2 separate regions of the Mus musculus genome follow, and region 1 is linked to region 2. The links are chromatin contacts, found by POLR2A ChIA-PET in ENCODE. All regions are on one chromosome and are shown on one strand. The core of a region is the stretch at or near the end of the contact, and the rest is flanking DNA. Distances in the headings are between cores, read along the strand shown. Region 1 holds the start of Tmed1 (transmembrane p24 trafficking protein 1). Region 2 holds the start of Qtrt1 (queuine tRNA-ribosyltransferase catalytic subunit 1).

Region 1 (6,084 bases), core at 2,069-4,568, 98 kb before region 2:
GGCCGCGTACATGCTGCCTCGGCCTCTGTGAGTTAGTGTGTGTGTCCTGATGTGTCCAGAAGACCTTATTTCCTTGGCATCCTTCAACACTCTGACTCTTACACTTTTTCTGCCTCTTCTTCCACATAGTTCTCTGGGCCCCATGGGGTGAGGGGTGAGGGGGAGGCATTTGCTGGAGACATCTCTTTTAGGACTGAGTGTTCTCACTGAGTGGTCTGAGTCTAGAAGGGTATCATTTCACTGCTATATGCCTTTAGCAGGGTGTAGTGTTTGGGTCTCCCTCAGGCCTGTGGCCTATCTGATCTCAAGTTCTTGGCCACTGAAGCAGTGACATGAATGTGTTCCATCTCCTGGGTGGGCTTTAACTCCAATCATAAAGTAGTTGGTTACTCTCACAATGCTGTGGCACGACTGTACCTGCGTATCATGCAGTCAGGTCACCATTTAGATGGAAAGGTTTATCGGTGAGTGGGCATTCACCCTTCCCCTCCTGTAGCATGCAGAGTACCATCCAATACCATGAGCACCAGTCAATAGGGCGAAGGCAGTAGGTAGGCACCAGCATGATTTCTTCATGTTCAGTGAGATATGTGTGCTCCTCAAGGTTTCACCATTGATTGTGAAGAGCAACCAATCGCCTTGACAGTAGCTGAGGTTTGGGAGTTCGCACAGGGCTTCCTCTGGCCAACAACTCAATCAGCTGTAACTGATTTTTAGCACTGGGGGTTTTACTTGGTGGTGAGACGTCTGGTTGGAGCTTTGTCTCCCAGGATTTGGTGATTCCATTTAGGCTTCTTTTGTACATGTATATATATTTTAAGAGGGTTCTCCTGCAGCAGGTTTCCATATGAACCCTCGAGTGGCCATTAATGTTGGCCCCTCCCTCTGTTCTGCCCTTACCACCCACCCCTCCCCATCTCCATTGAATCATCCTGTTCTGGTGTCTCCCACCTCATCTCTCCATAACTATACATTTTATTTTCCATTTCCCCTTCCTTGGTTGTCCTCTCCTCCCACGTCCCCCTCCTGAGTTCTAGGGTTAAACATTGTAGCAAGCTTCAAAGCTAACACACACACCATTCTAATGTTTATGGGTCTGGGTTACTTCACCTTAGCCTCCGCTCAGCTATCTGTGAATTTCATTTCTTTTTAGACAACTGAGGAATATTTGGTTGGGTAAATGTACCACATTTTCATTAGCAAGTCAGCTGCTGATGGACGTGTAGGCTGTTTCTGTTTCTAGCATAGAAATTGTAGAGCAGCAGTGAACAAGGAGCAAGGGGTTTTCCCTCCTGGCTTTTGAGACAGGGTTTGTCTGTGTAGCCCTGGCTGCCCTGGAACTCAGTTTGTAGACCAGGAGGATGTCAAATGCGCTCGGAGCCTCCTTCCTGACTCTGGGCTGCTGAGCTCTCCATCATACCCAGCTGCCTGTTCATTTTGTGCCCTGCTACTTTGCTGCAAGTGTTTCTCACCTCAAGTTTCCTGGTGGGGTTTTTAAAGAGTCTTTTATGCATAAAGTCACAGTATCTGCAAATAGAAACTTTGTCTTTTTCCTTTCCTATTTGTGTCCATTTGGTATCTTTCTGGTATCTTTTTTTTTTTTTTTTAAGATTTATTTATTGTTATATGTATCTACACTATAGCTGTCTTCAGACACACCAGAAGAGGGAGTCAGATCTCATTACAGATGGTTGTGAGCCACCATGTGGTTGCTGGGATTTGAACTCAGGGCCTTCGGAAGAGCAGTCAGTGCTCTTAACCACTGAGCCATCTCACCAGCCCTCTGGTATCTTTTTACTCTAGCTAAGACATCAAGGACTACTGAGAGGTGGTGGCACATGCTTTTAATTCCAGTACTTGGGAGAGAGAGGCAGGCAGATTTCCATGAGTTCAAGGCCAGCCTGGTCTAGAGTTCCAGGATAGCCAGGGCTACAAAGAGAAACTGTTTAAAAAAAAAAAATAAAAGGACTTCAAGTACTTCAAGTACTATATTAAGCAGATATGGGGAGTGGACACCTTGTTTTATTCCTGATTGTGGAAATGTTCTGAGTTCTGTTTAGGCTGATGTTGGTTGCTGTAAATTACCTTTATTCTTTTGAGGTTTCTCTTTCTTTTTTTTTTTTTTTCCCCGAGACAGGGTTTCTCTGTGTATCCCTGGCTGTCCTATGTCCTGGCACTCACTCTGTAGACCAGGCTGGCCTCGAACTCAGAAATCCACCCGTCTCTGCCTCCTGCGTGCTGGGATTAAAGGCGTGCGCCACCACGCCCGGCTCAAGCTACTTTTCTTATATAGCTCATCCCCACCTGTCTAGGAAAGGTACCATCTACAGTGGGCTGGGTCTTCCAGCAACGTTGAAAATGCCCAACAGGCAATTCCTCAAGTGACACTCAACTTGCCAGATTATTTTGTCAAGTGAACAAGAGCTAAGCACACAGTGTTGTGTGTGTGTGTGTGTGTGTGTAGGTCAGAGGACAATTGCAGGAGTCAATTCTGACCTTCCACTATCGTAGCACATGGGGATTAAACTAAGGTCATTAGGTTTAGCAGCAAGCGCCTGTGTTCTCTGAGCCATTCAAAGCCCAAAATAGATTCCTTGATTTTTTTGCTGGTCTGGAACTATGTAGTTCCATACCAGTTCGAGAGGATGGCCTCGAACTCCTTCCACCTCCCGACTCAGCCTTTCAAGTACTGGAATACTGCATGTGTCAGCACAGATGCACGTGGACCTGCTGACCCAAAGGTTTGAGATGTATTGTACGCAGGCTGAGGCAGTATTCTACTCACCAACAAACATTCCACCACCCCCTTAGGGATGGTATAAGGTGTAAAGGAAAAGCAGTCGGGGGAGGCCATGCTCACTGAACTAACATCGCCAGAACTCCAATATTGGAATACTAGCACCTGGCATATCTGCCTGTCGCACCCGTCACACAAGTTGAGATCAGAATCCAACAAAGCCGCCGTCCTCGGAGGGCTACGCCTACACTTGATTGACCAATGGGCAAAAGCACCTTGAATTGGGGAAGGCAGAGAGCGGGCGGTGCCAAGGGAGGACCTGCAAACCTCCCCGTTTAGTCATCTTAATTGTTGCCTGTAAAGAAGTGCTTCACCATTTTTAGATTTGTCAGTGCCCCCACCAAATGCAGTGGTTGATATCAGACTTGGGTAGGTTTCACGAAGTTCGCAGTAGCGTTAGTATGCTTTCTAGCAGATTAGGCAATTACCAGGGCAGCTCCCCATCCTGGGGCCCTTCAGTCAGCATTCCGCGGCTTTGGGGTCGAACAGAAGCCGAAGCCAATGAGCTTTGCCGAAATAAGAGGTGGGCAGGACAAATCCTTAAAGGGTCCACGCCCCGTGAGTAGAGGGTGACCCGGATGATGGCGGCCGGCGCGGCCGTAGCACTGGCCCTGTGGCTACTCCTGCCAGCAGTAGGAGTGGGAGAGGCAGGGCCGCCGCCTATCCAGGACGGCGAGTTCACATTTCTGCTTCCCGCCGGGAGAAAGCAGTGTTTCTATCAGTCCGCACCGGCCAATGCTAGTCTTGAGACCGAGTACCAGGTGAGAGAGGGGGTCCCGGGCTCGGAATAGAGCAGGGCTGGGGGCGTGGCCAACAGGCGGGAGGGGCGGGGCAGAGGTGTGGCCAGAACGCTAATAGTCTTGCAGAGAAGGGGCATGCTCTGCTCAGAGCTCTTTGGGTTGGGTTCTAGGGAAGTTCCTGGCGGCTGTTGGGTAGGTTACGATTAAGTTAGCGGTCAGGTAGACAGCCACCTTAGACTACTCAAGGGCGTTGGCAGGGTGGTTGATAAAAGACCTCACGTGGATGTATCCATCTTAGGGACTGGGAAGAAACCTTGTAGGTGTGGATGGATGTTGGTCTTCAGATAGGCCCTTGGGGGAATCCAAATAGCTTGCTGGGTTAAAACAAAACAAAACAAAACAAAAACCGCTTGCTGCTAAACTACGACGACCCGAGTTTCCTAACTCTATGGTAGAAGTGCAGCTCTGACTAATCTCCCTCCACAGGCGCTACTCCTCTATCTCAAGCAAATACCTGGGATTTGTGGTTGTTCTTTTTTCTTCTTAAAGATAGGTTCTTGGTGATCTTACATGGGTCTTTCCCGGTTCGGTTTAACCCAGGCTTTCTGTGGCAGATAGGCTTGCACAAAGCTGCCAGTTCCCCAATTCTTACCTGCTCTTCAGGTGATCGGAGGTGCTGGGCTGGACGTGGACTTCACCTTGGAGAGCCCTCAGGGTGTGCTGTTGGTCAGTGAGTCTCGAAAGGCTGATGGGGTACACACGTGAGTGAAGTCCTGCCCTGCCTTGGTTCAGTTACAGCCCTGCAGCTCCCCAGTGGCCTCAGGTTACCATCCTACTGGTTCCACAGACCAGCTGGCTGGTCACTCCAGGGTCACGTCTATGTCTCATCTGTCTGCCCAGGGTGGAGCCTACTGAGGCCGGAGACTACAGGCTGTGCTTTGACAACTCCTTCAGCACCATCTCAGAAAAGCTTGTGTTCTTTGAGCTCATCTTTGACAGCTTCCAAGATGAGGAGGAGGTAGAAGGTTGGGCGGAGGCTGTGGAGCCAGAAGAGATGCTTGATGTCAAAATGGAAGACATCAAGGTGAGCTGGGTATGATGGTGCATGCTTAGAATCCCAGTTCTGAGGAGGCTGAGGCAGGATGCCAGTGAGTTCAAGACCAACCTTATTTACATAGCAAGCTCCCGTCTCACAAAACCAACAGAAAGGGCCGGGAATAATTGAGTTGGCAGAGCACTTACCTAGGACGCTCCCACAGCTGAGCCCCCACACCCAGCACTGCACACACTGGGTATGGTTCTCTTGGTCCTGAGGATCACAAGTTCAAGGTCATCCTTGGCTTGCACAGACTAGCAGAGTTTGGTGAAGTGGCTTGATAGGCAAAGGCAACTGCACCAAGCCTGGCTACCTGGGGTCGTCTGCCATGCACGTGTGCCCCAATCCCTCTTAAAAAGAAAAGTCTCACACCCACCCAAAAAACAAAAAAAAAAACACCAAGGGGAAAACCCCTCAGTTTCTAGAGAAGACGTGAGGCAGGTGAACGGATAGCCAGAGCCGTGCGTGGTGGGGTAGGTAGGCATTCTGACTTAAGCAGCCTGACCCGTTCCTTTGTGCCCTGGCAGGAATCCATAGAGACCATGAGGACCCGGCTGGAACGGAGCATCCAGATGCTCACTCTGCTCCGAGCCTTTGAGGCTCGTGATCGAAATCTTCAAGAAGACAACCTGGAGCGGGTCAACTTCTGGTCAGCTGCCAATGTGGCTGTGTTGCTGCTGGTGGCTGTCCTGCAAGTCTGCACACTCAAGCGCTTCTTCCATGACAAGCGCCCTGTACCCACGTAGCCCCTGCCACAGAGGATGAGGGCAGCGGGTGTGTGACTTGCTGGACACCTCCCAGACTCAGATGAGACACTACATAGTTGGGTCCTTAGCAGTGGCCCCATGTGTCTCCCTTCCTCAGTGACCAGGGAGTGCCAATGGCTCACAGACCCCTCGGAAGGGGGAGGGCTCAGCGACTGTGCCTGTTCCTTGGAGGGTGGAAGTGCTGGGCGCAGCAGTGTGGGGACACTGCTCTTGGATGCCCTGGCTTTCTCCTGAAATCGTGCCTTAGCTTCAGTCTTGCAGCTATCAGGATGGGGTGAAGCTGTGGTGCTGCCCCCCACCCTCCAACTAGACACCCCAACTGCAATGTCTCTGCTCTCCTCCTGGGGTAAGCCTACTTCACTAGGGTCTGGGAAGGAGACACATCTGCAGAGTTCTTGCCAGGACAGTCACTTTTATTTGAAAGGAAGGAGCCCTGGCCCCTTGGCCCAGAGGGGAGCCAGCTAGTAGGTGGTTTGGGAGAGGCCCCTTCCTTCTCTCTGGGTGCAGGGCCTCAGAGAAGGCTGGCCCATGAGCCTCAAGGAACAGAGGGCATTTGTCCTGGGCACTGGAGTCAATAAATTATGGTCAGAAAGTTAATAGTGCCTGGTGACTGGGCTTAGGGATGTCAGCTTGGGACAGACCTAGCCTCAAGCCAGGGCAGCCAGGAAGGGGGGACACTCCCAC
Region 2 (5,687 bases), core at 1,286-3,785:
GAGACCACCTTCCTTAAATCCTTAATGAGGGGCTATTTGTAAGATGAAATAAACCCTTTCTCCCCCCAGTTTTTTTTGGTCATGGTGTTACCACAGCAACCTTATCCTGCTATCCGAAGATACAGGGACTCAGGGCAGCCCCTGTCACGAAAGCTTGTCCTGGCTCCACTTAGCATAATAACACAGGTTTCATAAGAAGGCTTTACGATAAAGCCCGTGCCCAGCACCGGAGACATCAGACATAAAGTTCCCAGCAGATCTTTTGTACTCGTCTGTACAGAAGTGGGAAAGAGTTGGAGCTTATGTTCCAAGGCTCCAGCCCCATGTGCAGTCTACACAACATAAACTGTCCTGGACTGTAGATGTAGCTCAATGAATCGAATGCTCATGTAATATACAAAAAGCCTTGATCCTCAGTATAAAACTAGGAATGATGGCATTTGACTGTAATTCCACCACTCTGGAGGTGAGAGAAAAGGATCGGGGGTTCAAAGTCAACCTCAGTTAAAGCAGAAGTGAGGTCCAGGCCAGCATAGACTATGTAGGTCTCTGTCTCAAAAATAAGACAAAATTGGGGGCTGGTGAGATGGCTCAGTGGGTAAGAGCACCCGGACTGCTCTTCCGAAGGTCAGGAGTTCAAATCCCAGCGACCACATGGTGGCTCACAACCATCCGATCACGAGATCTGACTCCCTCTTCTGGAGTGTCTGAAGACAGCTACAGTGTACTTACATATAATAAATAAATAAATAAATCTTAAAAAAAAAAAGACAAAATAAAATAAACTACATGGATGGAAATAAGGGGCCCAAACCATGACTATCTTATCTTGTTGTCACCAATATTTTATTAAATTCAATTTGTTACTAAGAACACTAACAGCTGGGTGTGGTGGCACCTGTCTTTAATGCCAGCACTCCAGAGGAGAGGCAAAAGCGGGTGTATCTGTGTTTGAGGCCAGCCTGGTCTACCAGTCTACCTAGAGAGTTCTTGCCCAGCTGAAGCTGCATAGTGAGACCCTCTCCAAAATAATAAACAATAAGTAAATAATAAAATACATACACATAAAACAAACCAATAAATAAAAAAGGATGACTCTGTATTCAGTACTGTGCTTACAGTACTGGCATTAGTTCTCTGTTTTGTCAGGAAATGAAAACAGCTTCTTTGTCTTTTTTTTTTTTTTCTTTTTTCTTTGAGACAGGGTGTCTTCCTTTGAGCCCTGCAGTCCAGGCTGTCCACTCACAGCAATCTCCCTACCCCCACACTTCAAGATTTTAGGTATAATTCTACTACTGCCAGCTTTGACATCCAACTTTTTCTCTCTGTTGTTTTCAAGACAGGGTTTCTCTGTGTAGTCCTGGCTGTCCTGGAACTCACTTTGTAGACCAGGCTGGCCTCAAACTCAGAAATCCGCCTGGCTCTGCCTCCCAAGTGCTGGGATTAAAGGTGTGCGCCACCCCCCACCCTCCTTTTTAAAGTGTTTGTTTTGTTTGTTTGCTGTAGTGAGGATCTAGACCAGGACACTGGCAAAACACTCTAATTAACTCTTGCACATGCCCAACACAGGACCTATTCTTTATCCTTCTTTTCTTTTTTTTCTTTTTTTTTTTTTTTGGTTTTTCGAGACAGGGTTTCTCTGTGTAGCCCTGGCTGTCCTGGAGCTCACTTTGTAGACCAGGCTGGCCTCGAACTCAGAAATCTGCCTGCCTCTGCCTCCCGAGTGCTGGGATTAAAGGCATGCGCCACCACGCCCGGCTATCCTTATTTTCGTTAGGTGAAAGAGTCCAAATTCAAAGACGATCCAAACCATACGTGGCGTTCGAAGCCCTCCTCTTACCCAGAGCATTCTGGATCTCCACCGACCTCTCTGGGCTCAAAAGTGTCTCTTCTCCATCGTAGGGCGAGCGGAAGTGGACGCCCTCCTCCGTCACCTCGGACAGGGAGAAGAGGGACACCATCTGGAAGCCGCCGCTATCCTGGGGAGACCCCGCAGCGAAGCTGTCAGGAGATTGAGACTGGGGACCTCTCACCTCAACGCAGCGCCCGAGGGCGGCAACCCCAACTCACCGTCAGCAGATTGTGGGGCCAATTCATGAAGCCGTGAAGACCCTGGGCTTTCCGGATCAGCTCCGGTCCCTGTGAGGGAGAAAAAGTTAGCGGTGCCCGCAGCTCCACGGCCAGGTGTGGGTGAGCCCCGGCACTGTGGGCCTTACTCAACAGACTTTTCCAAAGACCCCCTCGCCACCCACCCCCCAGATCGAATCCACACACCGGCCTCAGCCCCAGATGGTAGGTGTTGCCCAAGCAGATGCGGCAGCCCAGGGAGTCCAGCTGCTCCGTGGTGATACCCTTCATGGTGGCCTGTGTACCCACAGGCATGAACACAGGGGTGGCTACCGTTCCATGCGGCAGCCGCAGCTCACCCGCCCGAGCTCCGGAGCGACTGCACTCAGCGACCAGCCGCATTATTCGTGGAGCGGACTCAAGCGAACCTGGGCTGCCTACCGCCGCCATTTTCAGTCCCGGAACCACGTGGCCTGAGACCACAGAGGACAGCGCCGAGGTGCCCCGAATCACGTGATCTGAGAGCTATAGGGAACCATAGCAACTGACGCCACACCCTCCACACGCTTGGGTGCTCTACTTCCAGATCCCATAGCTGTCACCGTTCTAAGGCCCAGTGCCATGGCTTACCGAGTGAAGATACACAGCGCCAAGCCCGATGACCTGTCTCTGGGATCTACAAGACAGCCATTCAAATTCGCATGGGCGTACATACAATAAATGTATTTTAAACACTCCAAGACATGTTTTTCTGCTGTATAAAATACAACAGCCGGATATGATAACTCATCAGGAATCTCAAGATTTCAGAGGCTGAGGAAAAAGGATTATGTGCAGTTGGAGATCGACACCGGCACAGTGAGTTTCCTGCCAGCTTGGGCTACAGAGAGATCTCATCTCACAAAAAGGGAGGGGAAAAAAAGATGGAGCCAAGCCTGTTATTGTACTCCTTTGATACAAGGAAAGGTAGAGGCAGGTGGATCTCTGTGAGCCTATATAGCAAGCTCCAGGAAAGTTAGGGCTATATTGTGAACTACCTCAAAAAACAAGCAATAAAAAAGGCACTGTAGGGCACTACTGCAATCCCAGCACTTGGGAGGCAGAGGCAGGCAGATTTCTGAGTTCCAGGACAGCCAGGGTTACATAGAGAAGCCCTGTTTCAAAAAGCAACAACAACAAAAAACCCTAGCCAGACAAACAAAAAAACCTGATGGCTCAGCAGTTAAGAGCACCGACCGCTCTTCCAGAGGAACTGGATTCAATTCCCAGCACCCACATGGCAGCTCACAACTGTCTGTAATGCCGAAATCTGACATACATGCAGGCAAAACATCAATGCACATAAAATTATTTTTTAAAAAAAATCAGGGCTGGAGAGATGGCTCAGCGGTTAAGAGTACTGACTGCTCTTCCAGAGGTCCTGAGTTCAATTCCCAGCGACCACATGGTGGCTCACAATCATCTGTAATTGGATCCAATGCCTTCTTCTGAAACAGTGGCAGTATACTCAAATACAAAAAAAATCAAAAGCCGGGCGTGGTGGCGCACGCCTTTAATCCCAGCACTCAGGAGGCAGAGGCAGGCGGATTTCTGAGTTCGAGGCCAGCCTGGTCTACAAAGTGAGTTCCAGGACAGCCAGAGCTACACAGAGAAACCCTGTCTCAAAAAACAAAAAAACAAAACAAAAAAAAATCAAAATAGGGGCTAATGAGCACGTACCCAGAGGACATGGTACTCCTAGCACACACAGCCCCCTGTAACTCCATTTCCAGTGGATCTGATGTCCTCCTCTGACCAGGCAGGTAAGATGGTAGCACACCCACATTCAGGCAAAATACTTAAATACACAAAATAAATCTTTTAAACAAAAACAACCCAACTTTCTCCCTGGCATGCACAAGGCTCTGGGTTGAGTCCTCTGCACACATACTCACATAGCATACTCTTCATACATGTAGTCACTAACAATAGTCTGTCATTCTGTGTTCATTTACTAAGGACCTAGCATGTAGTCAGGCGCTCAGTCATTTTTTTGTCAAAGGATTCCTATCATTACAAAAAGAAATCTAATGCCCAGAAACTTGACCCTATTACTTTATTCAATGAGGGAGGTGTGTGTGTGTGTACAGTCACGTGTTCCCACTGCCCTGACCAGAGATTTAATAAAGATAGCCAAGTGATTTTCTGTCAATATAAACCGTATCTGCCACCTCTGCCGGCAGAGGGCACCATTGTCCCACAATATTCCCAGTGAGCTGCTATGCAGAACCTGCTATGATGGGCAGAGGTACTGGGTAGAATCTGAGTCTCTTGCAGTGAAAAAGAGTAAATGAATACCAATTACCAGAAGTTATAGGGCTGACTGAGCTTAGTCAGAATGCCTCAAGACACCGAGGCTGAGGAATAGTCAAGGCCCTTGTGCTTGTGTGAGCAGAGGCCAAGGGATGGTTAATAACCTGCTGTTGCTCTCCACCTTAATCCCCAGGCAGTGTCTCACTGAACCTGAAAGCAGCTTGGCAGTCAACCAGCCCCAGCGATCCTCATCTCTACGACCACTTCTCCATACACACAGTGCTGGTGTTCCAGGTCACAGCCCTGCTTTAGAGTGCTTACATTTATGCGTGTGGGTGTAACTGTCAGCGTAGATATACCCACACACTTGCCACAGCATCCTTGTGGAGGTCAGAGTACAACTTCCAGGAGTCTGTGCTCTCTGGTCCCAGGAAACCAAATCCAGGCTGTCATCTTTATGCATTTACTCAGCTCCCTAGACCTATGCCAGCTATTTAAGAATTTTATGTGTTTTGCCTACATGAACATATATGTACTGAAAGCATCCTGGAACTGGAGTTACAATTGTGAGCTCTCATGCAGATTTCTGGGACTAGAACTACTGAGATATCTCTCCGGTCCTGTATTGGTTATTTTTTGAGACAAGCTCTCACATAGTTCATGCTGACCTCACATTTACTACGCAGTAGCTGGTGTTGATCCTCTTGCTTTTTGGTCAAGGCAGGTTTTCTTTGTAGTCAGTCCAATCTGTCCAGGAATTTGCTCTGTAGACCAGGCAGGCCTCAAAGTCAAGAGATCCACCTGTCTCTGCCTACAAACTGCTGGGATTAAAAGCGTGCCAACCTGCCTCCACCTTTAAGTGCTAGCTCATAGTACTACCATAGTAGCTGGCAACTTTTTGGGTTGAGGCAGGATTTTACTCTGTAGATGATGCTGTCCTGGAATGATGCAGTCCAGGCTGTCCACTCACAGCAATCTCCACGCTTCAAAATTTTAGGTATAATCTTCTACAGCCAGCTTCGACATCCAACTTTTCCTGTTGTTCTCAAGACAAGGTTTCACTGTGTAGCCCTGGCTGTCCTAGGAGTCACTCTGTAGACCAGGCTGGCTTTTGCCTTGAACGCACAGAGATCCACCCGCCATCGTTGGGTTTATTGACAGGGTCTTAACATGTAACCCACCTGCCTCTGCCTCCTGGGTGCTGGCATTAAAGGCGTGTGGCCCCATACCCAGCACCCTATGTATGCTATTGAATTATCCGACAGACTAGGCTGGCTTGCCAGTAAACACAAAGGATCTATCTCTGCCTCCCAGTCCCAGGGTCAAAG

Evidence for each region. ChIA-PET counts read pairs that join two places held with the same protein, here RNA polymerase II (POLR2A).
Region 1: POLR2A ChIA-PET joins it to region 2 with 19 read pairs in Patski. The contact joins the promoter of Tmed1 here to the promoter of Qtrt1 in region 2. POLR2A ChIA-PET finds 5 or more read pairs at or near these places in 3 of 5 experiments (Patski and embryonic stem cell).

Annotation. Positions count from the first base shown.
Region 1 is chr9:21,507,468-21,513,551 of GRCm38, reverse strand. It overlaps Tmed1 (transmembrane p24 trafficking protein 1), which reads left to right and starts at 3,318. Exons shown (of 4, transcript NM_010744.4): 1 at 3,318-3,558; 2 at 4,201-4,298; 3 at 4,438-4,621; 4 at 5,161-6,084. The coding sequence starts at 3,376. The coding sequence ends at 5,379. It also overlaps a transcript of Dnm2 not described here.
Region 2 is chr9:21,408,685-21,414,371 of GRCm38, reverse strand. It overlaps Qtrt1 (queuine tRNA-ribosyltransferase catalytic subunit 1), which reads right to left and starts at 2,535. Exons shown (of 10, transcript NM_021888.2): 1 at 2,275-2,535; 2 at 2,071-2,139; 3 at 1,841-1,979. The coding sequence starts at 2,517. It overlaps Gm16853 (predicted gene, 16853), which reads left to right and starts at 2,652. Exons shown (of 5, transcript NR_045742.1): 1 at 2,652-2,925.